Regions from separate parts of the Homo sapiens genome. Here regions 1 and 3 are each linked to region 2. A link is a loop called in an ENCODE intact Hi-C map of the cell type or tissue named here. Cell type or tissue: OCI-LY7. All regions are shown on one strand. Each heading gives the region's core, and the rest is flanking DNA. Links, peaks and the distances in the headings are about the cores only. Region 1 has its middle 23 kb from the start of ERI3. Region 2 holds the start of LOC107984950 (a long non-coding RNA gene). Region 3 overlaps RNF220 (ring finger protein 220).

The links. Hi-C counts contacts between places; a loop is a spot of excess contacts. Peaks named below come from ENCODE experiments on the same cell type or tissue, not always from the same donor. Only the 100,000 strongest peaks of a DNase experiment are listed, where the experiment ranks them.
Region 1: it touches region 2 in a loop (3-fold over the local background); 38 of 110 quality-filtered maps call a loop at or near these places.
Region 3: it touches region 2 in a loop (9-fold over the local background); 15 of 110 quality-filtered maps call a loop at or near these places.

What each region holds. Positions count from the first base shown.
Region 1 is chr1:44,373,109-44,383,975 of GRCh38, forward strand. No RefSeq gene overlaps it. Among named protein-coding and RNA genes, the nearest start is that of ERI3, 23 kb to the left of the region's middle. RefSeq lists an enhancer at 598-767 and a silencer at 1,154-1,364. In OCI-LY7, for the core only: CTCF peaks have their summits at 5,275 (motif pointing right) and 5,476; a DNase peak (open chromatin) is centred at 5,283.
Region 2 is chr1:44,647,854-44,658,720 of GRCh38, forward strand. RNF220 (ring finger protein 220) reads left to right here. Exons shown (of 15, transcript NM_018150.4): 13 at 1,808-1,916; 14 at 2,030-2,104; 15 at 2,851-3,870. The coding sequence ends at 2,922. It overlaps TMEM53 (transmembrane protein 53), which reads right to left. Exons shown (of 3, transcript NM_024587.4): 3 at 5,394-7,356. The coding sequence ends at 6,706. LOC107984950 (a long non-coding RNA gene) reads right to left here and starts at 1,813. Exons shown (of 2, transcript XR_001738031.2): 1 at 1-1,813. RefSeq lists an enhancer at 2,431-3,012. In OCI-LY7, for the core only: CTCF peaks have their summits at 5,189 (motif pointing left), 5,388, 7,876 (motif pointing right) and 8,091; DNase peaks (open chromatin) are centred at 5,168 and 7,868; H3K27ac peaks cover 514 bases.
Region 3 is chr1:44,566,857-44,577,723 of GRCh38, forward strand. The region is part of intron 2 of RNF220 (ring finger protein 220); the gene reads left to right. Among named protein-coding and RNA genes, the nearest start is that of MIR5584, 27 kb to the left of the region's middle. RefSeq lists a silencer at 5,327-5,446. In OCI-LY7, for the core only: CTCF peaks have their summits at 5,402 (motif pointing right) and 5,601; a DNase peak (open chromatin) is centred at 5,395.

The DNA of each region.
Region 1 (10,867 bases), core at 1,916-9,915, 270 kb before region 2:
CACATTGATCTATATAATATGGTTCCTGCCTGGTTATAATATGGTTATAATATGGTTCATGCTAGGGGACCAAGAGGCAAGAAGAAAAGTCACCCTATCTTGGCAGAGGTAATTGATTCTAATCATTGGAAGGCAGTAGGGCTGCCATTACACAATGGGGGCAACCAAGAGTGATCCACTTGGTACTTGAGCATTTATTGATCCTGCCTTCCTGTTTTGATGATATATGGACAAGTGCAACAACCGCAGTTTGAGAAGGGCATGGTGACCAGCCTGAGATCCCTTAGTGATGACAGTCTGGGTCATACCACAACTGAAGCTACCAAGACCAACAAATGCATTACCTGAGGGTAAGGGGAGTCTAGAATTGTTAGTAGAAAGGGAATATAATAAGTTGCGGCCCTAAGACTAGCTGTAACAGTGGGATCTATAGTCTATTCTGAAAACCTTTCTCTTCTAAATTTTTCTTAGGAAGAGAGGCCTACCAAAATCCTTGAGGAGATGTTCTAACAATTTATATAAAGAAGTGAATCCGGCCAGCCATGGTGGCTCACACCTGTAATCCCAGCACTTTGGGAGGCCGAGGAGGGCAGATCACTTGAGGTCAGGAGTTCGAGACCAGCCTGGCCAACATGATGAAACCCCATCTCTACTAAAAATACAAAATTAGCTAGGCGTGGTGGCACACTCCTGTAATCCCAGCTACTCAGGAGGCTGAGGCAGGAGAATTACTTGAATCCGGGAGGTGGAGGTTGCAGTGAGCTGAGATCATGCCACTGTAGTCCAGCCTGGGTGACAGAGCAAGACTCCATCTCAAAAAAAAAAAAAAAAAAAAAGAAGAAGAAGTAAATCCAAGTGGCACCAGGAAAAATTGCAGTAGTCGCTGTGGTCTGTTGCCTAGATCCACCCTAGATCCACCTTCAGGAAGAAAAGGAATTATTTCACCAGTTGCTGGGAGTGCTGTTTATGGCTAGGCCTCAGCTGTGTTAGCCTTGTTGAGGGACTGCTGCAGTTGAAGAAAAACTTCTTTGGCTAACATCCTTTCTCCTTCTAGGGGCTGATCAACACTAGAATATAAAGATCCCAGCCCCCTTATCCCAATTCAAATAATTTTGAAAGACCACTCCAGCTCCAGAGCTTCCTATAGGATTGTTTGAGGCCTTTGTTGGGACTGCATCACAGCTCAACTTCTCCCTCTGCACCAATACTGCCTCCCTCACTTCCATCGGTGTTGATCCCAAGAACACTCTTTAAAAACCACTTGCATGCTACACTTTGTCTCAGAATCTGCTTCCTGGGTAACACAACCTATGACAGTCAATAAACAAAATAAAATCACTGCTATGGTCTGAATGTCTGTGGCCCACCCCGCCAAAATGTATACGTGGAAATCTAATCCCCAATGTGAGAGTATTTGGAGGTGGGGCCTTTGGGGAGTGATTAGATCATGAAGGCTCAAGGAATGTGATTAGTGCCCTATAAAAGAAATCCCATCCATACCATAAGACAGGGTGGGAAAAAAAAAGATAAAAATAAAAAAAACAAAAGCCCAGAGAGATCCCTTGCCTCTTCTACCATCTGAGGACACAATGAAAGATGGCTGTCCATCTATAAACCAGGAAATGGGTCCTCACCAGAACCTGAATCTTCCAGCACCTTGATCTTGGCCTTCTCAGTCTCCACAATTGTGAGAAATAAATTTCTATTGTTTATGAGCCATCTGGTCTATGGTATTTTGTTATAGCAGCCCAAATAGACTAAGACAGTTTCTGTCCATGTTCAGCTTACTTTCTAAACATGGAGAGCCAGACAAAAACCACAAATATCAGAAATAAGTAAATCATTAGATATGTTTGAAGATGATAAGTTCTAAGGAAAAGAGAAAAAAGTAGAGTAGGGTAAGGAGATCAAGAGTGTCTGGGTATAGGAGTAGGCAATGGTAAACAGGATGCAGTATTAAATCAGAGGTCAAGGTATACCTCACTGAGAAAATAATATTTGAGCAAAATTTAAAAGAGGTGAGAGAATTGAACAAGTGGGTATCTGGAGACATTACAGGTAAAGAGAAAAGCGAGAGCACAGACCCTGAGGCAGGAGTCGATGTGTTTCAGGGGCACCCAGCAGACCAATGAGGCTGGAGCAGAGTGAGCAAGAAGGGAAATAAAGTGATAGGAATAGAAATTAGAGAGGGAATGTGGGAATTGAGAGTGTCAGATTGTGTAGGCTGTTTTTTTTTCTTTTTTTTTTGAGTTGGGGTTTTGCTCTTGTTGCCCAGGCTGGAGTGCAATGGCACAATCTCTGCTCACGGCAACCTCCGCCTCCCGGGTTCAAGCAATTCTCCTGCCTCAGCCTCCTGAGTAGCTGGAATTGCAGGCATGTGCCACCACGCCTGGCTAATTTTGTATTTTTAGTAGAGACGGGGTTTCTCCATGTTGGTCAGGCTGGTCTCGAACTCCCAACATCAGGTGATCGCCGGCCTTGGCCTCCCAAAGTACTGGGATTACAGGCCTGAGCTACCGTGCCCGGCCTATGTAGGCTATTTTAAAGACTGTGGGCCATTTTAAAGATGTGGATTTTGCTTTGAATAAAATGAGAACTGTATGCTATTCGTCCTCCTCCAGGAAGCCCTCCTTGACTGTCTCTGGTTAGATTAGGTGCCTCTGTACTCTCACAGCCTCTTGGGCTTCCCCCATAGTAGCACTTATCTATGGTAAATAATTGCTTCATTATCATCTGTATTGCCTGCTCAATTGTGAGCTCCATGAGGACACACTGAAATTATGTTGATTATAGGGGATCTTTGTGAGGATATAGACAGAAATAAGAAAGTCAAGTCAAGATATATAGCCACACGGTTAGACTTCACAGAGATCATAAAAAAACTTAGAGAACTAGAACTGGTTCAGGATACAGCATAGTTCTAGAAATTAGGTGATTTCATTGCTGCCTCTGAATTGGGCATTCATTGATCTCTACTCTTATGTTTCACCGTTATGGTCACTTAGTACTCTGTCCTTGCTTCTATGGCACCCAACACTTCCAACCAATAAGAGTTTATATTTCCAAGGAAAAGGATCTTGTTGGTTTGACCATACCCTAGTCACTAACTCTGTTGGGCAGAGATTTCTTGTTGAGCCACACTGTGGATTCTTGGTCAGCCAATAGATTGGCTGTCTTTGGGTCTGATCTTCATCTTTTTTTTTTTCTTTTCTTTTGAGACAAAGGTTTTCTCTTGTCACCCAGGCTGGAGTGCAATGGCGCAATCTTGGCTCACTGAAGCCTTCGCCTCCTAGGTTCAAGCAATTCTCCTGCTTCAGCTTCCCGAGTAGCTAGGACTACAGGTGCGCACCAGCACGCCCAGCTAATTTTTTTGTACTTTTAGTAGAGACACACCAATTCTGGTTTCAACATGTTGGCCAGGCTGGTCTCGACCTCCTGACCTCAGGTGATCCGCCCGCCTTGGCCTCCCAAAGTGCTGGGATTACAGGTGTGACCCACCGCACCCAGCCAGGTCTTCATCCTTGATCCAGTTTGCTGTGGCCAGGGTGGTAAAGTCACTTAATACCACATGTGGTCATCTATACATAAGAAAGCACCCAGGGCCCCTCCTCTTGGTCAAGAGCTGTAGATGTAGCAGCCACTCATCGGATAATAGATTCCTCTCCAGTACAGCTTAGCATAGTGATTGGCAAATAGGAAATATCAATAAATCCATCAATCTTGTATAGAGTCCTCCTCTCTCAAGGGCCCAGCACAGTCCCTGGAACAGAGTAGACTAAAATAATTATTTTGGAATAGTAGGCCAGTGTATCCAGACAGCATAGCACAGAAAGAAGCAATGTAGAGTAGTGGTTATGCATGTGGATTCTTGTCCTAGACTGCTTAAGTTCAAATTCCAACTCTGCCACCTAGCAACCCTATGACCTTAAGTAAGCTACGTAACCTGTCTGAGACTTAGTTCTTATGCCTGTAAATGAGGCCACAAATGACCCCAACACCATAGGAGTGTTGGGTGCATTACATGAGACAATACACAAAGTACTTTTCTGCATTCCTGGCACATAGTGGTGCCTCGATGGATAGTAGTGCCAGTGCTATTATTTTTGTGAGACTCGTGCTAATGAACATGGAGCTCTAGGCCAAATACTAGTCTGGAAGACAGTAGTCATCATACTATGCAGAGAGCTTCCTAAGGACACACCAGTTCTGAGATGTTCAGGGCCATTGTCACTAGCAAACCCACTGTCTTCCCTGTGCCCTCACCCACCAGGTTATAAGTAACCTGGAGTTTATGGGTCATCCAGACAACTGTTGCTGACTTTAACAAAGAAAGATACTAGGACCCAAACCTTTCTGGGTCCATAATAAATATATTAGTTATTGGTCAACCCGCTGCTATACCTTTAATCTGAAGTGAGGTGGTATCCAGGCAGAGTACGGAGAGAGAGGGAGGCGGGGGCAATGACCACAGCCAAGGATTCTGTAAGTCATAACTCGGTTTCTATGCAAGTTAACCTTAATATATCCAGCATGGAGAAGCCGACTGGTCACCACTTCTAGGCACAAAAGGATCAATGAGAAGGTCGAGGCAGAGACAGATGTCTGCATTTACATGAATATAGACATGTGTGAGGTTGGGGGCTCATTCAGGGCTGGGGCAAGCCCTAGCCCTACACCTTCTTGAACCCCTCTTCAGGCTGGCATACAAACTGGGACTGAGAGCAGATGGAAGGTGAGGCTCTTCTTTGGGACCTACTTAGTCAAGAAGGGCTCACAATGGAGGAGATGACAGGAAGGTTTAGGGAAAGGAATAGGAGTACCTGCCTTGGCTTGGGGTGTGTTGAGGGGTTGGAGGGGTGATGGGCACTGGGAAGGAATAGAGAGAACAGATGGAAGATGGAGTCCCTGCTGCAAGCTGAGCCCTCAGTAGACTGGGCAAGGAACAAGGAGAGATCCCCTTTCCACCAGAGCACCGTAGTGGCCTGCGGTGGACAGGAGCCTGAACAGCTTCCCTTTAGGGCTTTCTGGGGCAGTATGGCCAGGCCTCCTAGTTCCCTCCAGGTGCTCCAACTGTGACAGAGCCTTCCATTTGGCCTGCCCGCACAAGGAGCACCACACAGCCACGCCAACTCCACCTTTACTGTGCACAGCACCCTTGTGGCTTTCAGGCACACTTGTCAAGGGAGAAGCTTTTATCCAGGCAACTAATTGTCTGTTTCCCCACTAATTCAGCTATGAATTTCCTTTGAGGAAATGGTGCCTCAGATACCACCAGGGGGCACTAGGGCCTCTAGGCACCAGGGGCCAAGGAAAATGAAATCCCCTTTCATGAAGGCCCCAAGTCCAGGTTCTGAGCCTCCTGCAGCAGTTCTCTCCAGCAACACCTTGGCGCAGCAGACCAGGGAGGCCGCGTTGTTGGCTTATCTAATGAGAAATGAGAGGACTGGGCCAAAGAGCCCTATTTCTGTCCAGCCCTATACTACCTGCCATAAAATTAAATGATCACAATGAGTACATTAATTACCTGACACGAATGCTTTAACATAACAAAATTATTAGCCATTCTAGATTTAGTGTTTGTACAGCACTTTATATTTGCAAGGGCGTTGCAATAACTTACGCTGCTGAGGGTGCGTTTCAGGCCCCAAACGACATCCTAAAGGGTTTCTTCTGGCCAGCCAGCTGTCTGGCCTCTCCACAGCTGGTCCCCTGCCCTTCTTGTCTTCACTGACTGCTTTTCTTCTCCAGCTGCCACCTGGCGTCTCCTCCTTGCAGCTCCTTCATCTGTTCACTGAATCCCTTTTACCTCAGACAGCCATGAGACAGTGTCTTCACTTGTGCCCATGTTACCTACCTGATCCTGCATCAGAATTAAAGGGCTTAAGGGCAGCAGCCATGGGTCGGGTGGGTCTTGGTGCCCAACAAGCCTCTCTCCTGTTCTGCTAGCTGTGGCTGCAAGTGTGGACACGTGATGGACTCTGCAAACAGTAGGGGCTCTACTATGTAGGGGCTCCGAGTTTTGGGCCTGATGTTGCTCGAACTCCACAGGAACTGACTGCACGTCCCGCCTCAGTTCATTTGTTGAGTGCTCACCTTACCCACATGAGAGCAAGCCCCGGGTCCTTGGGGAGCATGGCATTGAGGAGACTCACTACTGTGCAGATTCAATTCCAGACTGGATGGGATATCACAGGAGACCGCACTAGTAAAACTTGTTGCAGTTGGCTTGAGTGTGAAATCTGCTTCCCAGGCAGAGAGATCAAAGCCCAGTTGATGGATGTGTGTGTACCCAGCTCTCCTTGCTTGCTTTCATCTTCCTTCCAGAAAGAGGAGTAAACATTCAGCTAGTGAGCACTGCAGGTGTTCCCTTGAGTGGAAAGGAATATCACTGACAGCACATAAGACCACCAATGAAGGTATCCATGAGGATACCAAGGGCCTCAAGGAGGATCAAAACGAAGGGCATTTGCAGCAGCAGTTCTAGAATTTTAAGGTAGGAGCATCTTTGGGGCAGCAGCCATTTGGCTGGAAGGCAGCTGGGGAGATGTACCTTGAAGCTACATTTGTATAGCTCATATGATACAGATCAAATGTTTCCTAACGTGTTTTTAGTCATACTTTATGGAAGCTGAGAAAACATCTATTTTTATTTTTATTTTTATTTTTTTATTATACTTTAAGTTTTAGGGTACATGTGCACATTGTGCAGGTTAGTTACATATGTATACATGTGCCATGCTGGTGCGCTGCACCCACTAACGCGTCATCTAGCATTAGGTATATCTCCCAATGCTATCCCGCCCCCCTCCCCCCACCCCCATGTCCAAAAACATCCATTTTTAACATGAAGTATATCATAGTGCATAGTATAGTGGTTAAGAGCAGAATCAAGAGGTGGACTGCTTGGCTACAAATGCCACCTTCATCATTAACCAGCTAGGTGACTTCAGGCAAGGGCTTTAGCTTCTTTGTGCCTCAATCTCCTCATCTATAAAATGTGGATAACTGTAGTGTCTGCATCAGACTTGCCGTTAGGATTAAGTGAATTAATCCACATAAGCCATTTAGCATGTGCTCATTAAGAGTTAGCTGTTATTATTTATTGAGACAGACTTGGAAGGGCCTGGTATTTGGGAGTAAATTTCCAAGTCATTCAAAGTGAGGGAGATAGGGAGAGGGATTCAAGATTTAGGCTAACAGGGGTGTGTGCTGTGGGGTATTGAGGAGCCTCCTAGTAAAGTCCAGAGAATTCCACCTCTAAAGGGGTCTTTGAGGGGAAAGGGCTGTGCTCCAGGTGATCAAAGACCCTCAGCCTTTCTGTGTGCATCAAGTTTGGAGGTTGGGAGCTCCCCAACAACTCCTTTGACTGGACTAGATGTTGCACCAAATGGTAGTAAGGAAAATGAAGCATTCTCTTGCTTTTCCAAGCATAGTCTGGGGGACTCTCCCTAGTCCAAGACACAGCCCCCATCAGACCAGCTGGACTGGAGGACCCTACTCCTCCTGCCCGCCCCCACTGCCCTCCAGGCTCTCTGCCTCCTAGAGACTCTGAAACAGTGGCTGCACCAAGGGAGGGGACATCTGGGTTCCTGGCCCTGACCCAATGGGGAAATGGAGTAGAAATGAGCCAGGCATGCAACGAAACTTCGTCCCTGGTGAGGTCCTGGTAAGTCCCAGGCCCACAGGCTGAGGGTCCTGGGGCATGTAGTGCCACATCTCCCTCTTCAGTGAAACAAGAGGCTCTCACAGAGTTCCTCTGAAAGCCTCTTTCATCAACAAGTCCATTTGTGATTCTGTCTCTTCTTGTGGTGACCACCAGGAAAACGAGAGAGCAGAGCTGCATTCTAGGGTTTTGCTATGACTCTTCTAGGCCCAATCTTAAAACTGAGATGATCATGCCAAACCCCCAGCTCCTCCCCTACACTCCAGACTCAGAGTAAGCTCATTCACCAGGCAAGTGCAAAAAGACCTAGAAGATCTGCCCAGCCAAGAAGGTATGTATTTCCTCCTTGAAACAGCATTTTCAGGAAGACTCTAGATTAAGAATTAGAAAGCCAATGGGAAAACTTCTGACCTTATTGCTTGAGGCGATCCTCTTGCCTAGAGGTCTTCAAAGGTGATTCCTTAGGTCAGGAAGAAAATAGTAGAACTACAATTTATATGTAGTTTTACTGTTAAAATAATGAGCTTTACTGATATTTTACATGAGCATTGAGATGGACATCTTCACTCTTTAAGTCATTTGGTCACCTGTCATGTGAGGGACACGATGCACGCTGAAGGCAGATGGAGATCTCAACAATGTAAGAGTTGACAGTGGTGCCTATGATATGTTGCAGTTAGCATGTGCCTAGTTAAGCGATTTGCTGATTATGTTAACCAGTTTTAGCTAAACATGTCCATAGAATGAACAGATGGTTTAAAAAGATTCCTGCAGATCGGGCATGGTGGCTCACACCTGTAATACTAGCACTTTGGGAGGCTAAGGCGGGTGGATCACCTGAGGTCAGGAGTTCGAGACCAGCCTGGCCAACATGGTGAAACCTCGTCTCTACTAAAAAATACAAAAATTAGCCTGGCGTGGTGGTGGGCGCCTGTAATCCCAGCTACTCAGGAGGCTGAGGCAGGAGAATTGCTTGAACCTGGGAGGCGGAGGTTGCAGTGAACCGAGATCACACCATTGCACTCCAGCCTGGGCAACAAGAGGGAAACTCCGTCTTAAAAAAAAAAAAAAGATTTCTGCAAAGAAAATATGACTTGAAAATAATACAAAAATTCAAACACAAGCCATCACGTCTACTCCTAGTAGGAGCTGTTAGCCAGATGATCAGATATAAGCAATTACAAGCTAATCAGATCTGACAAGAAGTCAGCAAAAACTTTTTGAAATTATTAAGAAGAGTATTTGAAACATAGATATACATACATTCTAATGAATTCTGCCCTAAGCATATATTGTACCATAAGACATTAGCTGATAGTGATAATTTATAAATAAACATATGTATATTAGGGGAATGTATACTTTTTTTACAGATAGGTAGACATGATCAAGAAATTGGGGACCACTATTTTAGCTTATCTGTGGGTCAGGTTTTTTCATCATAAAATGAAAAGGATTATTGTTTTTCGGAAAAGTGATAAGATGAAACTTTATTTCTCTTAATTTGTGATATGTTATTTAGTGTCTGCACTGTCATTTTCTAACTATGAAAACTTGTATGTTTCTTAAAATTATCTGAACTGTGCTTTGCTATATCTATAGATCATTATAGGGTTGTTATGAGAATTATATTAAAAATTTTAAATGTCTGCCATACTGTGGGCCCTTAATAAGTGGCTATATTACTACACATAAAGATATTGCTGAGCAGAAATAATAGGATTAATAAATTAATAAGATAATATTTTGGCACAAAAATTTTTTAAGTGCCTTGAAAGTACCAACTCACTTGAAAATTGCTATGCTGATTAAAATTGACCACTTACCACTCATCGAAAACCACCATGCCAGGCTTTAGGCTAAGTGCTGAGGATAGAGAGATGAGTTTGTCATAGACTCTGGAGACTAGAATTTGGAGCTGGCTTAGTTTAGATGACTATAACAGCCTCCTGCCTAGTCTCCCTGCCTGCATTGTCCCTCACTATTCCCTGGCTCCAGCTTCCACCATCATGTGACTGACAAACCAGTCTTCCTCATCATTTTCATCATTCATTCCCATGCCTGAAAACCTTGTGCTATTACCTCTTCATTTGCTATATACTATCTTATATTATTCAGTAATTTTTATTCCAGTTACTCTTCTCATCTCAGCTGAAACTGTTATAGTTAGTACTTAGAACTTATAGATAAGGTTGCCTTTGAGAGAATTTAACTTAATCAACAGGTGACGAAAGGAGCCCAACCTCTCTGAGGCTCTTGGGAACAGCTACTTGACCACTAATCAGTGGTATTAACACATCTGAGGAAAGAAAGATGTGGTCTGCAATGCGACTTGGAATAGAGGAAAGCCAGAGAGATAAACTTTAGCTGGATGCACCCAACATTATCTGTGGGACAAAGATATTGGAAATAGGGGAGCCTGGGAATTTCAATCATTCCTTCAGGCCTATTTGTTTCTTCTGGCTGGTAAGAGGTCCTGCTTTATGTCTGTTATATTTCTCTGGTTAAGGTACTTAGCATTCTTCTCATCTTTGATCCCCTGGATGAAATATTCTCTTTTTTATTGTGAGTTGTGAGAATACCATCAGGGTACTAGTTTACTAATTCTACCTTCCAGGTACCCACAGACTGAGGTGAGGTGTCTCTGCTAAGATGTAATACATTCTGGTCAATGGAAAATTATATCTTCATTGTGACTTAATTAGCTGGTATTCTGGTTTACACTTCTGAATTTATTCTTTGTGAGTCTGATTATCTAAGTCTCATAATCTCAGTTTATGTGAATCTGATAGTTAGGTAAAGGTCTTAGTGAAAAAGATGTAATTATGGACCAAGAGAAAATATAGAACATTTTTTAAAACTTGTGGTTGAAATGCTTCTTTTAAGTAGGACATAAAATCTCGAAGCTGTAGAGGAAAAAAATTAAAATTTAAAACTGTATAATAAAAAACTATAAACAAATTTGAAAGACATGATAGGCTGGGATCACATATTTGCAACATACATAATAAATAAAGGATTAATAGCTATAATATATGAAAAGAACCTAATAATGAATAAGGAAAAGCCAACCCAAAAGAAAAACAGGTGAAGGATATGAATTAGAAAAGTCACAGAAAATATGTTCGATATTAATATGTCTAATAAACATTTGAAAAATAGTTCAAGTTCACTTTTAACTAAAGAAATGAAATTAAATTAGCA
Region 2 (10,867 bases), core at 992-8,991:
TTCCCCCGCCTCAGTCCAGCCTCTGCTTCCTGATTGAGTACATCTGTGAAACCTGAGCTGTTCGTACCCCCACTCTTCCAGCATCCTCAGCAGCTTCCTGCTGTCCACGAGATAAACTTCAGCTCCTTCAGGTGTGGCATTTGAGGTCCTCTTGCATGCCATCTCCTTTCTTACTGTAGCACTTTGCCTACATGTGGGCCTTCTAGCCAGACTGGGCTCTTGGGCCTCTTGGCCTCTGTTTCTGCTGTTCCCTTGGCCTGGAGCCCCACCTCCTCCTGGGTGTAGCCAGTATAGTCATGGTCAATCACACAGTTATTAGTTGATCATGGAATCAGTCTGCCAGGTTTGAATCCCATCTCCCTGACTCTGTGGGGACCTTGAGCAAGCTACTTAATCTTTCTGTGCTTTAGTTTCTTTGTATATAAAATGGAGATATTAGAATCTTATGGGGTTTTTGTAAGGTGTAAATAAGATAATTATCAATCCCTCAGTACAATCTCTGGCATTTAGTAAGTGCTTAATAAATTTTAGCTATTTTATTTGTATTATCATTATTATTCCCTAAGGCCAGTCTCCTATACCATCTTTTCTACTTTTCCAGGAAGCATTCTTCTCCATCTGTGAGCTCCCCTGGATCCTGTTCATTTGTTTTAGGAGGGTGGGAAGGTTCCTTGAGAGAGTCCTAGCTATTCCCTGTTCAGCAGTGCAGCCCAAGGAGTCCTGGAAATGCAGGAGGGACCTTCAGGTGCAGGGCTTGGCCCACACACAGGACTACCAGGGCATCTGATATATCTAGGAAGTAACAAGGAGCCCTGGAGGCAGGCCAGGGCTGTGGCAAAGAGACCTAGATCATGTGGGACACGCCTAGTCCCTGCATCTGTCCCCCTCTCCCTGGAGTTTGGACGGGCCCTTTCTTCAGCAGGTGTTTGCTCACGTCCCATGCCTGAGGTGGGGCTCTTGGCCATAGTCAGTATTGGTGGAGTGAGCAGCCCGCCCTCAGGGAACCCATACTCAGGAACTTTACACTGCTGTGGTGGAGTTCACACGGGGGGCTGTGAGAGCCACTGTGCAGTGCTGGCTCAGGGGTCTGGAAAAGGCTTCTGGGAGGGCATGGGAACAAAACTAGATCTGAATGATGAGGCAGAGCTAGTGAGTCAGGCGAGGGGGTGCAGAGGGATCACAGTGCAGAGGCCAAGGCAGTGAAAAAGGTGGCGTGGATGGTGACACATAGGAGTCGAGCATAAAATGCGTGGCAAGGTCCTCAGGGGTACGGCGGGCTGGGGCTGGACCAAGGAGTGTAGTGGAGCTCTCTACTCCAAGGGGGACATTGGAATGTTGGAAGTCACACCACGAGAGATTTGCTTTGAGAACATAAATTCCTCTAGGCGCTGGGAGAGTGGAATAGAGATGAGGGGCCTGGAGGCAGAAAGGCTGTCTGGAAAAAGTTAGTGGTGGAATTGGTGGAAGACATCTGAGAGCCTGGACTCATGGTGGTGAGGAGAGATGCCGGAGATACTAGGAGAGATGACAGATTTGGGTGGTTGGGAAGACTGCGAAGGAGTGGTTGAAAATGGTTCCCTGGTATCTGGTGTAGAAATTCATCCGAATGGGAATGGAGGAATAGAGAGGGTGAGGAGTTTAGTTCTGGAATGTGGAATTTGCAGATTCAGGTTATCAGAGAAAGGGGGCAGGCAGGGATGCCTAGGGGACATTTATGTATTTGGTTCTGGAATTCAAGGGAGGCGTAGGCTGGAGGTACAGATGAGAGATGCCAGCCTGCTACCCAACCATGCCTTCCTTTTTACAGAATCACCGAAGATTCAGCTGTGACCACGTTTGAGGCTCTGAAGGCTCGGGTCAGAGAACTTGAACGGCAGCTATCTCGTGGGGACCGTTACAAATGCCTCATCTGCATGGTGAGTAGAAAAGAACCTAGGGGTGCCCTTGGTCAGGCTTCCACGCCCTCTGGGGGAGTTGGAGAGGGTGGGCCTACCTCAGAGTGACCCCTTCTCTGCCCCCTCCTCCCTAGGACTCGTACTCGATGCCCCTAACGTCCATCCAGTGTTGGCACGTGCACTGCGAGGAGTGCTGGCTGCGGACCCTGGTGAGGTGGCATGGGGGTCGGGGAATGGGAGGCCGCTCCGGGCACTGCCCAGATGTCTGTGCTTATGCCTGAGCCTGCCTGGGGGAAGTGGGGAGCATGGCGCAAAGGAGAACAGAGCCAGGAGCCAGGATATTTACCCGCAGGATATTTACCCCCAGGCTCGCTGCCTCTCCTCCCCAACTGCAGGTTTAGGAACTTCTCCCCCTCCATGAGTTCACTGCATTCTCCCTTCCCCGCCCCGGTCCCCGAAGGCCCACTGCATCACACAGACTGGTGAGGCCTGGGGTCAGGAGGAGGCTGGCTGTAGGTAAACAGGACCAGGGCCTTGGCCCCTCCCCCTCCCATTACTAAGCTCCTTCTGCTCCTGCCCCTGTTCTTCGCTCAGGAGCAGCCATTAAAATGTCGCCCGGAGACAGTAATAAAAGGCTCGGACGTGGGCTCTGTGTCCTGATCAAAGGCCGCGTGTAATCTCGTTAGGGCTGCGGCTGCCACAGCTGGACCCAGCCTTGTTCTCATTACTGGGGCTCCTGCTGCGGGGCTGGCCAGGCGGTTTGATCCTGGCGTCCCCCCAACACAGGAGCGTGCCTGCCTGCTCACAGAAGCTGCCTATGCGTCCCCAGCCTGGGCTGACAGGACCAAGGTCTCAGCACACACTGGTGCAGAGAGACATGGCTGCAGGCCCAGGTGCTCACATGCGCACACATGGCTCATTGTGTAGACCAGAGCCCTCCCTGTTCTCCCTGCAGGGTGCCAAGAAGCTCTGCCCTCAGTGCAACACGATCACAGCGCCCGGAGACCTGCGGAGGATCTACTTGTGAGCTATCTGCCCCAGGCAGGCCTCGCCTCCAGCAGCCCCACCTGCCCCCAGCCTCTGTGACAGTGACCGTCTCCCTTTGTACATACTTGCACACAGGTTCCCCATGTACATACATGCACATACTCAAACATGCGTACACACACACACATTTACACACGCAGGACTCTGGAGCCAGAGTAGAGGCTGTGGCCCAGGCACTACCTGCTGGCTCCCACCTATGGTTTGGGGGCCATACCTGTTCCAGCTCTGTTCCCAGGGTGGGGCAGGGAGGTGGGGGTTGGGGGAGTAGTGGGGCACGGCTCCTAAGATCCAGCCCCCATACTGACAGACGGACAGACAGACATGCAAACACCAGACTGAAGCACATGTAATATAGACCGTGTATGTTTACAATGTTGTGTATAAATGGGACAACTCCTCGCCCTCTACCTGTCCCCTCCCCCTTTGGTTGTATGATTTTCTTCTTTTTTAAGAACCCCTGGAAGCAGCGCCTCCTTCAGGGTTGGCTGGGAGCTCGGCCCATCCACCTCTTGGGGTACCTGCCTCTCTCTCTCCTGTGGTGTCCCTTCCCTCTCCCATGTGCTCGGTGTTCAGTGGTGTATATTTCTTCTCCCAGACATGGGGCACACGCCCCAAGGGACATGATCCTCTCCTTAGTCTTAGCTCATGGGGCTCTTTATAAGGAGTTGGGGGGTAGAGGCAGGAAATGGGAACCGAGCTGAAGCAGAGGCTGAGTTAGGGGGCTAGAGGACAGTGCTCCTGGCCACCCAGCCTCTGCTGAGAACCATTCCTGGGATTAGAGCTGCCTTTCCCAGGGAAAAAGTGTCGTCTCCCCGACCCTCCCGTGGGCCCTGTGGTGTGATGCTGTGTCTGTATATTCTATACAAAGGTACTTGTCCTTTCCCTTTGTAAACTACATTTGACATGGATTAAACCAGTATAAACAGTTGCTGCCTGTGTGTTATGTGTGTGGGGTGGTGGGGGAGCTAACTAGGGGAGGTGGGCTGAGGCAGTTAAGGGGTTAATTCCTGGTGGCAGGATGGGGGAAAGGACTTAGCTATAGGTGTATGACACTGTGCAGGGTTGGTCTGCTCTGGGGCCGTGGAGCATTTGGTTTGGAGGGGGGTGGGGCTGGGGATCTGGGCTCCTGACTATTGATGGGTAGGGGCTCTAGGTTAATTCTTTATCGATGCAGAATCGTCAGCTCATTAATCACAGAAGAGGTCAGAGCTTGGGGGTACAGAGGGGATGCAAGCTCTATCCCCCAACCTAGGCTAGGAGTGGCCACAAGCTTGGGTACAAACACAAGCCCCAGGCCTCTATCCCTTTCTGGTCCCCTGAAACATACCAGAGACCACAGTGGGATCACCCTATCAGCCTCCCAGGCTTTTGTTCTATTCTCCAAATGTATCTCTAGTGACCATCATCCCAGTGTAGCTACTGCCTAGATTCTCAAATGGAAAGAATGGAAACCCTATTATCCAGGATGGACCTTCAAGTCTCCCATGTGCTCAGAGAACCAAGGCTGGAGAGATGGCACTTTGACCCCCACAGCTCCCCACTGCCAGTGAGGTAGCTCAGCTTCCTAGATGCCTCCCAGGCAGGTGCTAAAAGTTACATGTAAGTCTTCACCCACAACAGAAAGCTGTTTGGAGAAAAACAGTCAAGGCCCCAGAGTAGCCCCATGACTCCAGACTTGCTTTGACACCTTGCACACCAGGCCCATCTGCCCAAATCCCCAGCCTTAGTTGCCCATTTTCTCTGGGATACCCACAGTGAATTCCTCAGAATTGGGTCCAGTTGGCAGCTCCTGCCACCCTTTGCACCCAGATGAAGCACAGACAAGTCCCCCTTGGAGCCCAGCAAAGGCCCTTCACAGCTCCACGCCCAGTTTGATGGCACCCAATATCCTGAACACAGGGATCCTGGGGATGTACACAGCCTCTGTCGAGGCGGGTGGAACAGCTCCAGCGATGGCTGAGGGTTTGGGAAAGAAACAGGTTTGGAAGAGAAGAGTGGGTAGGTGAGGGCAACGGAGAGATGAAGAGGAGGCTCTTAATGCCCAGTTCCTGTCAGGCCGACTTCTTTGATGTCTTTAGTCTCCCCTCCCACAAGCTTGGACTCAGTAGGTCCTTGATGGCTGGTTACTGCCACCCTGGGGGCCATATGGTCTCTAAAAGGGGCCATTAACCCAGAGTGAGGGCATTCCACTGAAGCCCGCCCTGCTGTGGGAGCCTTGAGCTGTCTCATGGCACAGGCTGCACTGCCACCTGTTGGCCATGGCTAGGAATGCAGCCACACAGCATGGGAATCCCTGCCACCATAGTGGGGACTCACCAAGGACTGATGGGATGCAGACAGAACGCGGCTCTGGGGACAAAGGATCCATCATCCCCAAGAGTCAGCTCCCATCCAGAGCTTTTCTAGCCATCTCCTTCACTGCCCCCTAAGCCCCGTGATCACCACGGTAAGCTCATTCAATCAAATATTTATTGAATACCTACTATATGCCAACATTGTGCAGTAGTGACTTCTAGAATGATCAATGATACTGAACTATCAGGCTGAATTCACCTCTTCTGCCTAGAGAGTATCTAAGTGGGTCTCCCTTCCAGAAGATGAAGGAGTTTGCTATTTCAGCCCAAATCCCCTTACCCTGGTTCTGGTCTTTAGGGCTTGGGAGTTAGCTCATCCCAGCTCCTGTTACAATGCTGCTGCCTTCCTGCCCCCCACTGTCTCTGGCAACTTTCAGCTTGCAACTTTCCCAGACCCAGCGGCTTCCTAGCAAAGTGTGGTAGAGCCAGGCAGGCCCCTAACCTCAGCTCCTCATCTGGCTTCTACCTCAGACTCCCAGGCAATGGGGTCAGAGGAGCCTCTCTGAGTGAACTGCCAAGTGGGAGCCATGTGAATGGTACTTTACACTGTAGGGCTTCGCCCTGCTGGAGCAAAGATCATAGCCCCTATCCGCAGCCTGACGCTACCCCTGACCGATATACCTTCCCTCTGGCATCTCCCCACAAAGGTCACCTTCCATTCAAGGAATCAAAACTCAACTCTGGTAACAGGCACAAAGTTTCAGTTATGCAAGATGATGAAGTTCTGAATTATGCAAGATGCAAGACTATTCAGTTCTAGAGGTCTGCCGTGCACATAATCTCTTAAATTTTAAGTATCGTACACACTTACAATTTTGTTAGGTGATCTTGGCCAGGCGCGGTGACTCATGCCTGTAATCCTAGCACTTTGGGAGGCTGAGGTGGGAGGATCACTTGAGCCTGGGAGGTTGAGGCTGCAGTGAGCCATGATTGCACCATTGCACCCCAGCCTAGGTGACAGAGTGAGACCCTGTCTTGAAATAAATAGATAAATAAATAAGTAAAGAAAAAAAGAGAGTAGGTCTCATATTAAATGTTCTTACCAGAGTTTAAATTTTAAAAAATCAACTAGGGCTCACCCTCAACACCCCCCTCCATTTGTCAACCTCTACAGCCTGCATGCCACAGGAATCAGCAGCCTGACTGTTGCACTTGTCCAAACACAACTGACTGCAAGGCTCCCACAGACACATGCCCAGGCACTCCTGCCCCTTAGGATTCTGTGGTAAGCAGACCACCAGCAGACAGAGGCCCCCAGGAGACAGGCCCATAGGAATTTTCTACTTAGGGGACCGCAAAGTCCCAAAGGGCTACAGGGAGTTGAACGAGAAGAGTGCCCGACAGATTGCAGGTTGTGGGGAGGTGTCAGGCATTTATTTCTGGAGCAGAGGTGAGATGGAGCAATGGCCTCAGCAGCGGACGCAGTTGCGCATGAAGTCGACACAGAGGCTTGTGTAGTAAGTAGGGTAGTCACGGAGGTGGCTGACGTGTGCAGATGACACGAAATCCACAGAACGCGCCAGGACCCGGCGTGCCAGGCGTGCCTCCACCATGCGTTCTATGTCTCTGGCCAGGACTACTTCGTCAGCCCTCGAGTAGAGGTAGAGCTCGGGCCAGCGAGAGCCCGCGTCCTGTAGCCTGTCATAGAAGTGGGTGTGGAAGAGGGCTGTGATGGGAGCAAGCAGGACGTGGAACAGGACGACCACCAGGGCAAAGGCCACCAGCAGCAACAGGCGCAGCATGGCGGCCCGGCGCTCCAGGATGGCTGCCAGGGCCCGCAGAGCCCCTACCAGGTTGCTGTCACCAGGAGCGCTGTCAAAGATGGTGCCCACCACACGCAGGCGGCAGAAGCGACGGGTCTGCAGGAGCTCCAGCACGTAGCGGTACAGCATGACGCCACCGTTGCTGAAGACATGGAAGAGCAGGGGCTCCTTCTCAATCTCATAATCAAAGAGCAGCTCGAGCAGCTTCTGGGCCAAAACACGAAGTGAAGGGATACCCAGTGACTCGGAGAAGAAGACCATGTGCCACGGGGCTGTGTATCGGATTACGATGCAGCCCTGGGGAGAGAGGCCTGGTCAGTCCTCACAGATGAGGTGGGGGTAGTGGGTACAAGCTAAGGTCAGAGGGGCCCAGCAACCCCAGCCTGTAGGACATAGGCCATGGGGCCCACAGCGTCAGCAATGCTCTGGGTCCTGCTTCAGCCTGAGCCCACCAGCCCGCTGCCCACAGACACAGGTGCCTTCTGGGCAGGGAAGGTATACTTAAGGCCCATTTTTGGACTAATTGCTTCATGCTGGCCAAGCCCTCTTGGCCTGGAGTGGTATTTGAGGCCCAGAGCCTGAAGCATATACTGGAGACACCTGGGCTGACCAGAGGAAGTCTCTTTACTCTGGTTCCCTCCTGTCTGTGCCCCGCACTCCCATCCTAGGCCTTGCACATTTGGGATGGGGCCTCACTGCTTGGCTATACCCTGTCCCAGCACCTCAGATCTGCACTGTCCCTACCTCCCAGACAGAAGTAGTACCCCCATGAGACCAGTACCCGAGAGCTGGCCTGCAGGCGCCAGCCCTGACCACCAGAGGCCACTTCTGAGCCAGGCCCACATCACTTTCATCACTGGTCACTGTCACCTTCCCTCTCTCCCAGGCTCCTAAAAACAGAGTCCATACTCTCTGGACTCAGGGACCTGACACTCAAATGTCCCTGGTTCCCCGGCCTGGGATCACTCCTCATATCTGCCCTGAAATTCCAAATACAGTAAACACTTGTTCCTCGAATTCTATAATCTGGGCCCAAACTCCCTCTAGGTTTCTATATTCCTCACGCTTGGGCCAAGGGTGCCACAATCTCCACACAGGTCCCCTTCTAGGTCAGTTAGAAAAGCCACCATGCCTGGCTCCTAATCCCCTCTCATCCTCCTGTTCAGAGACAAAGGGCCCTTTGTCAGGGGAATGTGACTTTGGAGAGTGCTGGGGTCAGACAGGTCCGGGTTCAACTCCTGGCACCACTATGTATCAATAGTAAGAACAAGGAGCAGCTTACTACTTTCTGAGTCTGGGTCCCCATCTATAAGATTACGGTGAAATTGGGATAACACCCACCTCATAAGGTTATGGGTAAAATTAGATGAAAAAAAATGTATCTCAAATGATCAAAGCAGTACCTGACACAAAGTAAACTCTCAACCAACAGCAGCAGTAATTAGTGATGTGGTAGTGACAAGGAGAAAATCGTATGGCCACAGTAGTTAAATGACCCATGGCTAAACAGGGATGGTCAGCAGAGGTACCTTGCCATCAGCCGCCTGACCTCCTAGCCCTGGAGTGCCTAAGCATCCCTCCCAAGACTCTGAAGAGGAGGCTGCTTAAGGCCACCCACATTCTCCCAAATGCTCAAATCTGACAGAGGCCTTTCAGTCCCCACTGTATGTTTCTCCCTGGCAGCATCTGGAATCACACACTCCTAGAAATATTATCTTGCAGCCCAGTCTCTTCAATAAGCCAGTAACATGAAAAAAGGGGCTGTTCTATAGCCTGGACGACATAGGGAGACCCCATCTCTAAAAAAGAAAAAAAAAATGGTTGGGCACAGTGGCTCACACCTGTAATCCCAACACTTTGGGAGGCTGAGGTGGGCAGATGACGAAGTCAGGAGTTCGAGACCAGCCTCACCAACATGATGAAACCCCGTCTCTACTAAAAATACACAAATTAGCCAGGCGTAGTGGCACATGCCTCTAATCCCAGACACCTGGGAGTCTGAGGCAGCAGAATTGCTTGAACCCAGGAGGCAGAGGTTGCAGTGAGCCGGGATCACGCCATTGCACTCCAGCCTGGGCGACAGAGCAAGACTCTCTCTCAAAAAAAAAAAAAGAACAACAACAAAAAAAATACTAGCTTGGCGTGGTGGTGCATGCCTGCAGTCCCAGCTACTCGGGAGGCTGGAGGCAGAATGATTGCTTGAGCCCAAGAGTTGAGGCTGCAGTGAGCTATGATTGCACCACTGCACTCCAGCCTGGGTGACAGAGTGAGACCTTGAATCTAAAATCAGGTGGGGAGGGGAAGAGTTCTGGATTTAAAAGAGCCTTAAGAAGAAACAAAATAACTAGATGCAATGTGTGATCTTAGATTGGATCCTGTTTGGGGCACATCCGCTGTAAAGGATGCTTTAGGGACAATTAGGGAATCTGAATATGGACTGGAAACTAAATGAGATCAAACAAGAAGGTGGAGATCATGATCTGAAAAAAGCAGGATACAAAGCAGTAGATTCAATAGGTCTCATGTAGGTAAAGAGAAGATATACCCCCCCAAAAAGCTGGAAGGATATACACTAAGTGTAAATAGAGGTCATCTCTAGGTGCTAGAATATGGTGTTTTTGTTTTGTTTTGCTTGTTTTGTTTGAGACAGGGTCTCACTCTATCACCCAGGCTGGAGTGTAGTGGCACGATCACAGCTCACTGCAGCCTCAACTTTCCAGGCTCAGGTGATCCTCCCACCTCAGACTCCCAAGTAGCTAAGACTACAGACACGCACCACCGTGCCTGGCTAATTGTTTCAATTTTTTTTGTGGAGATCAGGTTTCACCATGCTGTTTAGGCCGGTCTCAAACTCCTAGGCTCAAGTGATCCTCCTTTCTGAGCCTCCCAAAGTGCTGGGATTACAGGCATGAGCCACAGCATCCACCTTGTTTTCTTTTAAATAATAAAATATTAGAGTTTTGGGTTGGACTTTTTTTTTTTCTCTACATTCATCCTGTCCTCCCTATTGGAAAGTCTTCCTTTCCAAGACTACCCCTCCCCCAACCCTGCAACCTCAACACCTCTGCCTTCTCTGGGATCTTACTCCATCTACTTTCTCCCTCATGCCTTCTGCCCAAGTAGCATCTTTACCCCTGCCCTGTACAACGGCCCATTTCCCAAAGACTCTGCAGATTCTGCCACACCTTCCTGGGTTTTCATATCCATCTCTGGCCACTCCTCCTTTCCTTGTAGGACCCTCTTCATCTTCCACTCCATTAAGTTTGGGTTCCTCAGGACTGTCCTAGGCCCTCTTCTGTCCCTCTACACACTCCCTGGGGGATCTCATCCACTCCAGAGCCTATGGATTCTCTTCTAGTGTTCCGGTCTCAAAAAACACACCCCCCTCTACCCAGGAGGTGCCCAGCCAGAAACCTGGCATTACCCTGGGAACCTCCCTATCCCTGTGCCCATGCCCAATCTCTCATTAAACTACCATTCTACCTCCTGACAAACTCCTCAATCCATCACCTTACCTCTACCGACACCCCCAACTCCAAGGTCCTGACTACCCTCTATCCCTGGATCATGGCAAGCCCCTCTAAACTCACTTCTGGCTTCCTGCCCCACCCCTCCAATCTCCCCGCTACTCTGCAGCAAGGAACTTTGTTTATTTTGAGACAGGGTCTCACTTTGTTGCCCAGGCTAGAGTGCAGTGGTGCGACTTCGGCTCACTGCAACCTCCACCTCCCAGGTTCAAGCGATCCCTACCACCTCAGCCTCCCTGGTAGCTGGGACTACAGGTGTGCGCCACCATGCCTGGCTAATT
Region 3 (10,867 bases), core at 1,830-9,829, 80 kb before region 2:
AGAGATCACCACTAACATAGCTCCATTTCCTATCCCATCCCCCTGTGGTTTTCAGAGGGCAGAAAGCTGAGCCAGCCTCGTTATACCGGCCCAGGCCCTTGCCCCTGCCAAGGACCCCTAGAATAGTCCTGCTAAGGTTCTTGTGTCTAAAGAAGAGGAAAAGCTAGAGATGGTGAAGGGCAGAGAAGAATGGATGGAGAATCACTCCTTTAATGCATCCGTAAGACACTTACCAAGCTTCTCTCCTGAAATCTGAGTTCTTGGGAATGGGACCGAGTGGAGGGGTCAGTGTTCCTTATCAGGGTGCGGGAGGTGGGATGCTCTTGCTCATGGACTCTGGTTAGGGAACCAGGAACAGTACAAACAGAAGACTTGGAAGAGTGTTGTTTTGAGCAAAACAAGACTTGCTTATTACAGTGACCCCATTTCTGACCCAGCTGTTGGGGATTAGAACATAGCAAGAGGGTGAAGGGAGGAGCATGTGATGAGATTCCCAGCTGTGTATGATCCTGGGACAGGGACAAGAGTTGGCCACATAGCCCCCGCCAGAGTCTCAGACCTGAAGGGGACCTTTTCTCCTGCTCCAGGGAAGGGGCTGAGCACTCAGCAGTGACCAACTGAGAAGCCCCGTGAATGACACCAAGAATGCCTGTTGAGGTCATCAACAGCATTTCTCAAGCGATCTTGAGAAGATCGTTTCTCAAGATCAGGAGACTTGGAGAGAGCCTACCCTTACTGGGGCAGGGGTGGGAGGGTAAGGGAAATAGACTGTTTAGCAGCAATCAAGAGAGATTCTGAGGTGGCCACTAAGACCCTAGGGATAGCCTCACACAGCATAAGTCGTTGTTCTCTCTTCCTCCCTTCACTCATTCATTCGCTTGCTCACTCAGTACACTCTGACTGGAGCTCATGGAGCTCACATCTACTAGGGAGAAAGACTTCTGAACAGACATGAAACTCAGTGTACCAGGCGCCATGTGAACCCAGAGGCTGTGCGAGTCCCTGCTGAAAACCTGCCTGGGGAGCCCCATTTCACCCTGCAGCTCCAGACTCCACCCGGACTCCTGGAGGTTCCCATTGACCCTCAGGCTCCTCAGACTCAACTTGTCCAAAGCTGAACTATGTGATCATGCCTCTGACTCTGTTCCCCAGTGAGCATCCCTAACTCAGTGAATGGCACACAGAGAATCAGCGCTGTGTCACCACTGCTGGAATTCTGGTTCCTCCTAGAGTCCCTCTTCTTCAATCTCCACATCCAACTAGAGATCCATCAGAGTGTCCTTTTCAACAATGTAGGTGACACTGTGCCACTCCTCTGCTGAGAATCCTCCAGTAACGAGCCCTCCCAATCAGGGTAAAATCCTTACTGTGGCCACAAGGCCCTGCCAGTTCTGCCTCCCTCAGCCTCCCTGCACTCATCCCCACCTCACTCTGCTCCAGCCACACTGGCCGTGTGGCAGCTCCTCAAACATTCTAATGATATGACTCACATGTATTATCTCACATAGGTATCTGTGCACCGATGCTTGTCTTTCCCACCTGTGACCTTGAGCACCCTGAATTTATCTTAATTCTTGTTGGATAAATTCACCTTTGTAACCCCCATCCCTAGCACAGTGCCTGGCCACATGGTAAATGTTTGTTTAATGTCTGCCAAATAAATGAATGGGCAAATGCCAGCTGGGATATCCCTGAATGAAGAAAGACCCTAGAGAAATGTACTAGTCTAACTCCTTTGCAGGATTTGGAAGGCGTTTCTCTGTAGTCCTTGCCCTCCTGAAGCACTCTCCAGATGCCCAGGCCAGGAATCAGCGGGGATGGAGTTGCGAAGGCAGGAGAGTGGCAGCCTGTTCAGGAGAGGCTGGGACGCGTGCAGAAGGTTGCTTGGGTGGAGTCCGAGCTCCCCCACCAACATGTTGTGTAGCTTAGAACTTATTATCTCTGTGCCCTTTTATTCTTTCATTTATGGGATGGGATGGGGGATTCCATGGGAAGGCTTCGGAGGCTATTCCTCCTTGAATATTCTAGGATGCTACAAAAGATGGTTTGGGTCCAGACAGACTGGGTCTGGGAGCTCAGCAAAGGAGCCTCGCTTTGGTCTTTTTGGCAGTGCAGTTTCTAAGCAGAAAAGTTTGGCTTCAGAACTTGGTCCATTTCAGAACTTAGAGGCAAAAACTTCCTTCCAGCCCTTTAAACAGACCTTGAGGTTTTTGGAAAACTGATGAAGAACAAACACTTCACTTGCGGGCAGTCTGAGGTGTGTGGAAGCTAAAGAGAGGTTGTCTGTGGCAAATGCACTGTCTCCCCAAGGGAGACTTTGGAAAGGTGCTTTTGTCTGTTTTTAGACTAGCCTCTCTCCCCGCCCCACTATCCCCAAAAATTATTATAAAGAATTATTGCCATTAGTACGTCTTTCCTACTGAAAGGAGAAAATCGCCTCATTCATAATTTATACCCTCAATTACTATTAATAAAGAAATATTTCAGCAGAAAATCGCCTGGGAAAATTACACGTAACATTGCATTAACATTCTATTTGAACATTTTCATCACATTTGTTATAGAGTTAATAAGAGGGATACGGTCCCCTGACTTCTTCATGAAATTATGGGCTGACGATGATAGTTTAATCTTTTAGACTTTATATAATATATTCACTTTACTAATTGAGCTATCCAAGGAGCAGTTAGAGATGTTCTTAAATGTGGAGACAGAGGAATCAGGGCCATGACTTTGCTGCCAGAGGCACCGCCTGTCAGGATGGGGCTGTGGGCAAAGCCTGCTGACTTAGGCACCAGCTCAGACCCCACCCTGGCAGAGCCAGGATCTCTACACTACCTGCTGAGAAGCCAGGGTCTGGTGGGAAGGGGTGTGGGGCTGCTGAGGGGGAACAAGGAGGAAGGGAGAAGGAAGGCCATGGGGAGCTGAGAAAAGGAGACAAAAGGGGCATTTCTTTCTAGACCACTCCTTCAATAGTCATTTGTTTAGACGCCCTCTACCCGCATCGTCCTGGGCCCCAGCAGGAGTTCATAGTCTGAAAGGGGTAGCAGGCCTATGATGGTGTTTGGTATTACACTTGGCAGTGGTTCTAGGTGCTGTGAGCTCCTAGAAGATCGGGCACCCTTGGGACCATCCTATGAAGGCCCCTAGAGACAGGTGCCAGAGAAGGCGCTGCCCCTAAAGGCCTTTGCAGCACAAAGGAAGGAGTTGCTGTTTTTCAGGTCCGAATGGAAGCGATGGGTATATATTTTGGGTAATGGGGAGGAGAGCTGAGCGAAGTTCAGACAGTCCAGTCCTTTGTCACTGCTGTAGTGCCTGTGCTTTTCCATCCCTCATCTCAGTGAACAGCAGCAAAGCTGAGAGGCAGATCTAGTGAGGGTGGAGGTCCTGTTCCTGACTCACCTTCCATGACGCCTTTACTGGGGCTTTTCTTACAAACCCCATCCAGCGCTGTCCCTTTCCCTTGTCCACTTTTCTATGACAGTATTCTGGGGGATCTTTGGTAACATTTCTTCTGAAAATTGCTTGTCTTCTTCCCTACTAGAATGTAGCTGTTTGTCCGTTCCATTTGGCGCTGAATGTCCACCACACAGGAGGCACGCCATGTGTTAAGGACTTATGTTGGACTAAGGAAAGTAAAGTACAGAGGGGTCGGATAATGTCCCCGAGACTATGTGGTTAGATCAGAACAGGCTAAAGCCGAAGTCTCCTCCTTTCTATTTCACCTCTGAGTCTTGGCACCTCTTTTTACTTTATTGATCCAATGTATCAGGAATGGGAAGGCATCCAGACTTCTCCCTCCTTCACGCTCATGTCGCGATGCAGGTCACTGTCATCTCACACTTGTGCTATTGCAATCTTCCTGCTTCCTTTCCGGCCCTCCCACGATCTATTCTTTGCACAGCAGCCAAAATAAGCCTTTAAAAGATAAATCAGGCCGAGTGTGGTGTCTCACACCTGTAATCCCAGCACTTTGGAAGGTCAAGGCGGGTAGGTCATTTGAGGCCAGGAGTTCGAGACCAGCCTGGTCAACATGGTAAAACCCTGTCTCTACTAAAAATACAAAAATTAGCTGGGCATGGTGGTGCGCACGTGTAATCCTAGCTACTCAGGAGGCTGAGGCAGGAGAATCGCTTGAACCCAGGAGGCAGAGGTTGCAGTGCACCAAGATCACACCACTGCATTACCACCTGGGTGACAGAGAGAGACTCCATCTGAAGAAAAAAAAAAAAGATAAATCAGATTATATTACTGCTCTGCTCCTAACTTTTCCAGACCTTCCTATCACACAGAATAAAATCCAGTGTCCTCTTCCCAACCTACAAGACCCTACAGTCTGGCCCCTCTTCCATCTGCTCTCTCTACCACGGCCACATTATCCCCATCGTTCCTTGAATACACTGAGTACCTTCCCCATCAGAGCCTTTGAACTTATTTCCTCTACCTGAAACACTCCTCCTTCGCAGATCCTCATGACTCTCTTCTTCATTTCACTCAGATATCTGCTCAAATGTCACTTCTTCAGAGAGGCCTTTCCTGGCCACCTGCTGTCACTCTCAGCATCTCCTTACCCTGCTCATTTTCCTTCATTTTGCGTGTGCCTACCTGACATGCCACTGTGTCTTTATTTGTTGGTTGCCTACTCCAGCAGTAGAAAGTAAGTTCTACATTCACTGTTAGATTTCTAGCTCCTGGAACATGGTAGGTGCTTAATAAATTTCTTGAATAAATGAATGAATGTTTGCTCTGCTTTTGTCTGCACATGTTCTATCAGGGTGATCTCATGATCTTCCATGTAAATGCTACACCATATGCCAGCAGCTTCTAAATCTTAACTTCAATCCAAATCAATCTCCTGAGCTTCCAACTCACTTTCCAGCCACCTACAGGACATCTCCCCATGTGTCGTATGTCTAACACACATATGTCCAAAATGGAACATACCATTTTTCTCCCTTCTTTAGCTCCCATTTCATTAAATGGCACCACAATCTTAAATGCCCATCCAGAAACCTGAGATTATTACCCCTCTTCCTTTCTCAGACCTCCATCTAATCAATCCCTAAATTCCGTTCATCCTACCCTTAAATAGCTCTCAGATCAGTCCACTTCCCTCCATTTCCAAGGCTCCTAGCCTAGTCCAGGCCACATTGCCATCTCTCACCCCAGTGACTGGGACAGCCTCCAGCTGGTCTCCCTGCCTCCGGTCCTTCCTCTACAGGATGTTTTATGGTTAATCTAAAACATAAATCCTGGAGTCAGAGATAATATCCAGGCTTCTAGTTGAGGAATTAGATGATAATGACTCCTCTCACATTAAATGGAAGAGGAGGCAGTCTGGGGACATGTGACATTTGACTACCTTTGTGGCATTTTAAAACATAGCTGTCTCCTCCCACTAGGTGGCAGAAATCATCTCATTCATCTTTATAGCCTCTGTGTCCTCAGCACCCAGCACAGTGCCTGGCACAGAGCAAGTGCTCTTGAATATTTGTTGCATGTGATTGTACCCTGAAATTCACAAGGGAAGGGACTCTTTGAAACCCAGCCTCGATGGCACCCCGCCACTGCTCTTATAATATGCATCATGTGGTTCTGTAATTCCTGTTTACTCATCTGACTCTTCACTAAATGAAAAGCCCCTCTTTCATAATTAAAGCTCAGCACAAAGTGGGTGCTGAATAATGTTTTGTGAAATCAATGACAAAGTGAATCTCTCTCTGTACATTGCAATATCCTATTTACTGTTCCTTCTACCTCCTTCTGATCTGCTGGCCTCTGCAGCAGCAAGACCAGCCATTCTCCCAGGCAGGTCTTCTCTGGCCCAGCCACTTCTCAGCTCTCTCGGTGTCTGTGACTCATTGCCTCAAGAGTAGCTTTTGATATCTGCCATCAGCTGCTGCCGCTAAGGATTCAGGTCATGCTTGTGTCTCTTCTCTTCAATACCAAGTAACCTTTATTGTCTAAGAGAAATGTTTGGCCCTATAATTTTGCACCATTACTCTACTTGGGGAGAGATACCCATGAGGAAGGATGTTGTTCACCAAGTAAACAATGAAGGGAAAGATCCTCCAGGTGGAAATCACGTTGAATGAAATGGATAAAGATGTGGAGACTTGAAAGAGAAGTTCTCGAGGCCCTCAAAGAAGAAAGCACGCAGGAGAACTGAAGAGAAAGACAGGTGCCAGAATGTGGTACAGGGTAGGGGGAGCTTATAATATAATTATAATATGATAATGATATAATATAAATTATATAATTATTATAAGAGTAATAATGGCTATTATTAATTGAATGCCTAAAACCCTAAAACGTCCCAGGCGATGTGCCAGCTGCTTCACATGCATTATCTCATTTACCCTTCACTAGAACACTATGTGTTGGGTGCCAAGGAGTTTGAACTTCTTCTTGTTTATCTTGAGGATAATGGGGATCCATTGAAGGCTTTGAAGGAGAGTTGCATGGTCAGATTTGCCTGGGCCCTGCCCATGGAATGCTGCATCCAGAAAAAAGAGATGTCAGGATCAGGACAGCCCAGGGGTTATGACTGAGCTATCAGTCCATGAGGACACCGGGCTAGAAAGAAGAGAAGAGACCAGAATCTACAGAAGGAAACCTAGCAGTGGGCATCATGGAAAGCAGACCTGGAGTGGAGCAGAGGCCTAAAGGAGGATCAAGAGCAAGCCTGGAAGGAAATCAGGAGAGTTCATATCAGATAGCATGAGTTTAATGAGTTTACATCCACTGACAGTTGGATATAGGGGTCTGATTTCCCAAGAGGGGCTCAAGGATAGAGATAGAAAATTTGGAATTAATAGACTATAGATGGTAGTTGATTTCATGGAAACATGTCTCCAACAGGACAAAAAACTGAGCTTACTAGGCCCTACATCATCTAACCCTTGCTTACCTCTCTGGAATCATCCCTATGTCCTCTTAGAGTTATTTTCCCTCTGGTCATACTGTAATATTCAGGGCTGGGCGTGGTGGCTCACCCCTGTAATGCCAGCACTTTGGGAGCCCAAGGTGGGTGGATTGCTTGAGCCCAGGAGTTCGAGACCAGCCTGGGCAACACGGCACAACCCCATCTCTACAAAAAATACCAAAAAATATGAGCTGGGCGTGGTGGTGCACACCTGTAGTCTCAGCTACTCAGGAGGCTGAGGTGGGAGCATCACCTGAGCCCAGGGAGATGGAGGCTGTCATGCCACTGGACTCCAGCCTGAGCAACAGAGTGAGACCCTTGTCCTAAATAAATGAATGAATGGATGGATGAGTGAATGAACGAATGAATGAATGAACGAATGAATGAATAAATAAATAAGAAAATAAAAAATAGTGTAATACTCACATTTCCCCAGCTGGGCCATGCTCTTCCTCCTATAGCCCTTGCCCTCTGGAGTGCCTTTTCCTAAACTCTCCCCTCTGTTTGGAATGACCTCTGCCCTATCCCACTTCACTTGGCTAACTCTTACTTGTCCTTCAGGTCATATTTTTAAATTAAGCTTTAAATTTCTTACCATTGAGAAAGTCCAGAACACATGTTTATCCTGTGCTTCCTGCAACTCATGAGTATACTTTCTTACACTGTTCTGTGCTCCAGTTTAAGAAGACTGGGTAACATAGAAAAAGCCTCTCAGGGCTTCACTGTGAATCTTTAATACATTTACTTAGAGAAGCCAGACCCAGACAGTTCACCAGCCCCAAAGCCCAAGAGCCTAAAGCCTGGCCCTTCAGTGCTATTTTGTGAGGGTAAAGGAGTAAGAGAGAGCACCCAGGTCAGCCTGCCCCTGCACTGCCATTAGGGATTCTGCACGTTCATTCCTCCTTTGTTTAATAAGCACATTTGTTTGCTGTGTCTTAGATGTCACTGCCTTTGAGAAGCCTTCCCTGACCTCCAGCCCGGGGTGGGGTGATTCCTCTGTGCTTCCTCAGCCGCCTGTGCTAACCCCTATGGGATTGTTGCTTTTGCTGTGGTTTTGTTGTTGTTGTTGTTTTGCATTTGTGTTTTTTTTTTATTTTTTATTGACTCATAATATTTGTACATATTTACAGATCACATATGACATTTTGTTACATGCATAGAATGTGCAATTACCAAATCAGGGTATTTAGGGTTTCCATCACCTCGAGTATTTGTCATTTCTACGTACTGGAAACATTTCAAGTCCTCTCTTCTAACTATTTTGAAATATACATCATTGTTAACTATAGTCATCCTACTCTGCTATCAAACATTAGAACTTATTCCTTCCATTAGAACTTATTCCTTCCATCTAACTGTATTATTGTACCCATTAACCAACCTCTCTTCATCACACGCACTCCCTGCCCAGCCTCTGGTAACTATCACTCTGTTCTCTACCTCCATGAGATCAACTTTTTTAGCTCCCACATATCAGTGAGAACATGCAGTATTGGTCTTTCTGTGCCTGGTTTATTTCACTTAAACAATGATCTTCACTTCCATCCATGTTGCTGAAAATGACAGGATTTCATTTTTTTAATGGCTAAATAATATACCACATTTTCTTTATCCATTCATCTGTTGGTGGGCACTCAGGTTGACTCTGTATCTTTGCTGTTGTGATTAGTGCTGCAATAAACATGGGAGTCAAGTACGGTGGGCAAAGGACATGAACAGACATTTCTCAAAATAAGACATACAAATGGCCAACAGGTACATGAAAAAATGCTGAGCATCACTAATCACCAGGGAAATGCAAACCAAAACCACAATGAGATACCATCTTACCCAGTTAGAATGGCTATTATTAAAAAGACAAAAAGTAACAGATGCTGGCAAGAATGCGAAGAAAAGGGAACTCTTATACACAGTTGGTGGGAATGTAAATTAGTACAGACGTTATGGAAAACGATATGGAGATTCTCAAAAAACTGAAAATAGAACTACCTTGCAATTCAACAATCCCACTACTGGGTATTTATCCAAAGGGAAGAAATCAGTATATCAAAGGGATCACTGTGCTTTTTATTGCCTGCTCTCCCACTAGTCTGCAAGCTTCTTAAGAAACATTTGTTTAATAAATGAAATAATTGTGTCCCACTGTGTGACATGCTCCATAATGGGCCCTGGGACCACCAGGTTGACGAGGACATGGTCCCTGCCCTTGAGCAACTGCCAGTCTAGCCACTTGATCCTCATCCGTAGAGATCACTTGGGTGATCTACCACTTCACTCAGGTGAACTACCATAGATCACTTCATCAGAGCAACAAATTCCACTTGGGTGAACTACCATAGATCACTTGGGTGAACTAGCATACATTACTTCATCAGAGCAACAAATGCTTTCCAAGTCTGTGCATACACATAATTTTCTTTGATCCTTATAGCAGTTTCTGGGGGATAGTGGTAGATAAGGCAGAGATTAGTTCCCAGACCTTAGCTACCAGGGAGAATAGGGGGTGGCCAGGAGGAGTGAACTTTGTTGGTGAACTTTGTTGTCACAAGTTCACCACTTGAAAGAACAGAGATGGAAGCCATGGGATTCCAGCAGTTCTCCTTTCTCTGGGGCTCCTAAGGGCAGAAGTTTGGCTGCGGGACCAGATCTTACACTGTTTTCATTCCATCTTGAGGCTGATGCCTTCCCTGGCCTTTGGGCATGTAGGATTCCCTCCCAATTCTAGTGCCCCCAGCCTAAGACTGGGGAGCCCTGGGCAAGGAGAAGCCAGTGGCTGGGCTGTGACTGAAGCTCCCCAGCCCAGCCAGGACAGGATGGGCCCCAGTGTAAACCGGATTTGCCTTGTAAACAGCTGAGCAGCTGGGCTCCATCTTGGCAGGGGAGCCCAGCAACAACCCAGCAGGACAGCCCCAGCCCAGCAGGGCATTGTCCAAAGAAAAAGGGGGGAAAAAAGCTGAGTAAACAAAGAGGGATGGCCAGTTTTTTCGTCTCTGACTTGTTATTTCAGCCGGACAATTGCTGTGCTGACTGTGGGTCTGGTTGGGCTGGGCCAAGCTGAAGTCTCAATGATCTTCCTCACCTCATCTCCTCTCTTCTCACCTCAGCTCAACTCACTTTGCCTTCTCTACTCTAGGCTCACTTCTGGGAAAGGGGTCAAAGACGGAAACTGCAGACAAGTGGGGACAGGCTCCAGGAGCCGACAGGAGGGTAAGGAATTGAGCATTTGCCAAGTATATATAGAGGTATATCCAAGGTCTTGTTAGAACACAGAGCAGAGGCTGATACAGCAGATTCAAATAGTCAAGACAGTCTGTCCAACATTGGCTCAGATAGCCCCACTCTGGCTCTCATAGGAAAGTTCACTCTACATTCCAATAATCTTGATACCAAAGTTACATGTGAAACCCTAGGACTGTCTTCCTATCAGGTTTCACATCCAAGCCATCTTCGGCCACTGCCCAAGTACAAGCCCCTGCAGCCTTCTCCAGTATTTTCAGCCCCAAACTGCAGTGCACCCCCTCTTACCCGCTGCCACCTCTCCTCCCAGCTTCTCCCCTCTCCCCACTGCCACCTCTCCTCCCAGCTTCTCCCTTCTCCCCACTGCCACCTCTCCTCCCAGCTTTTCCCTTCTGCCATCTAAAGCAGATTCTCAGCTCTTGACCACCTCAACCTTAGTGCCCTTTATCACCACTTTATGTGTCCATCCCTGATCCTATGCCATTCATTCATTTGACACATATTTAATAGGCATCTACTCTGTGTTCTCAACACTTGAAATAGTGACGAACAAAACCCTGTTACCAAGGAGCTTTTGCTTTAGAAGTGGGAAACAGACAATGAAAAGATACAAGATACTTAAGGGAGTGATCAGTACCACAAAGGAAATAAACAGCGTGGTAAAATACTGGGGACAATGGCTCACGCCTATAATCCCAGCACTGT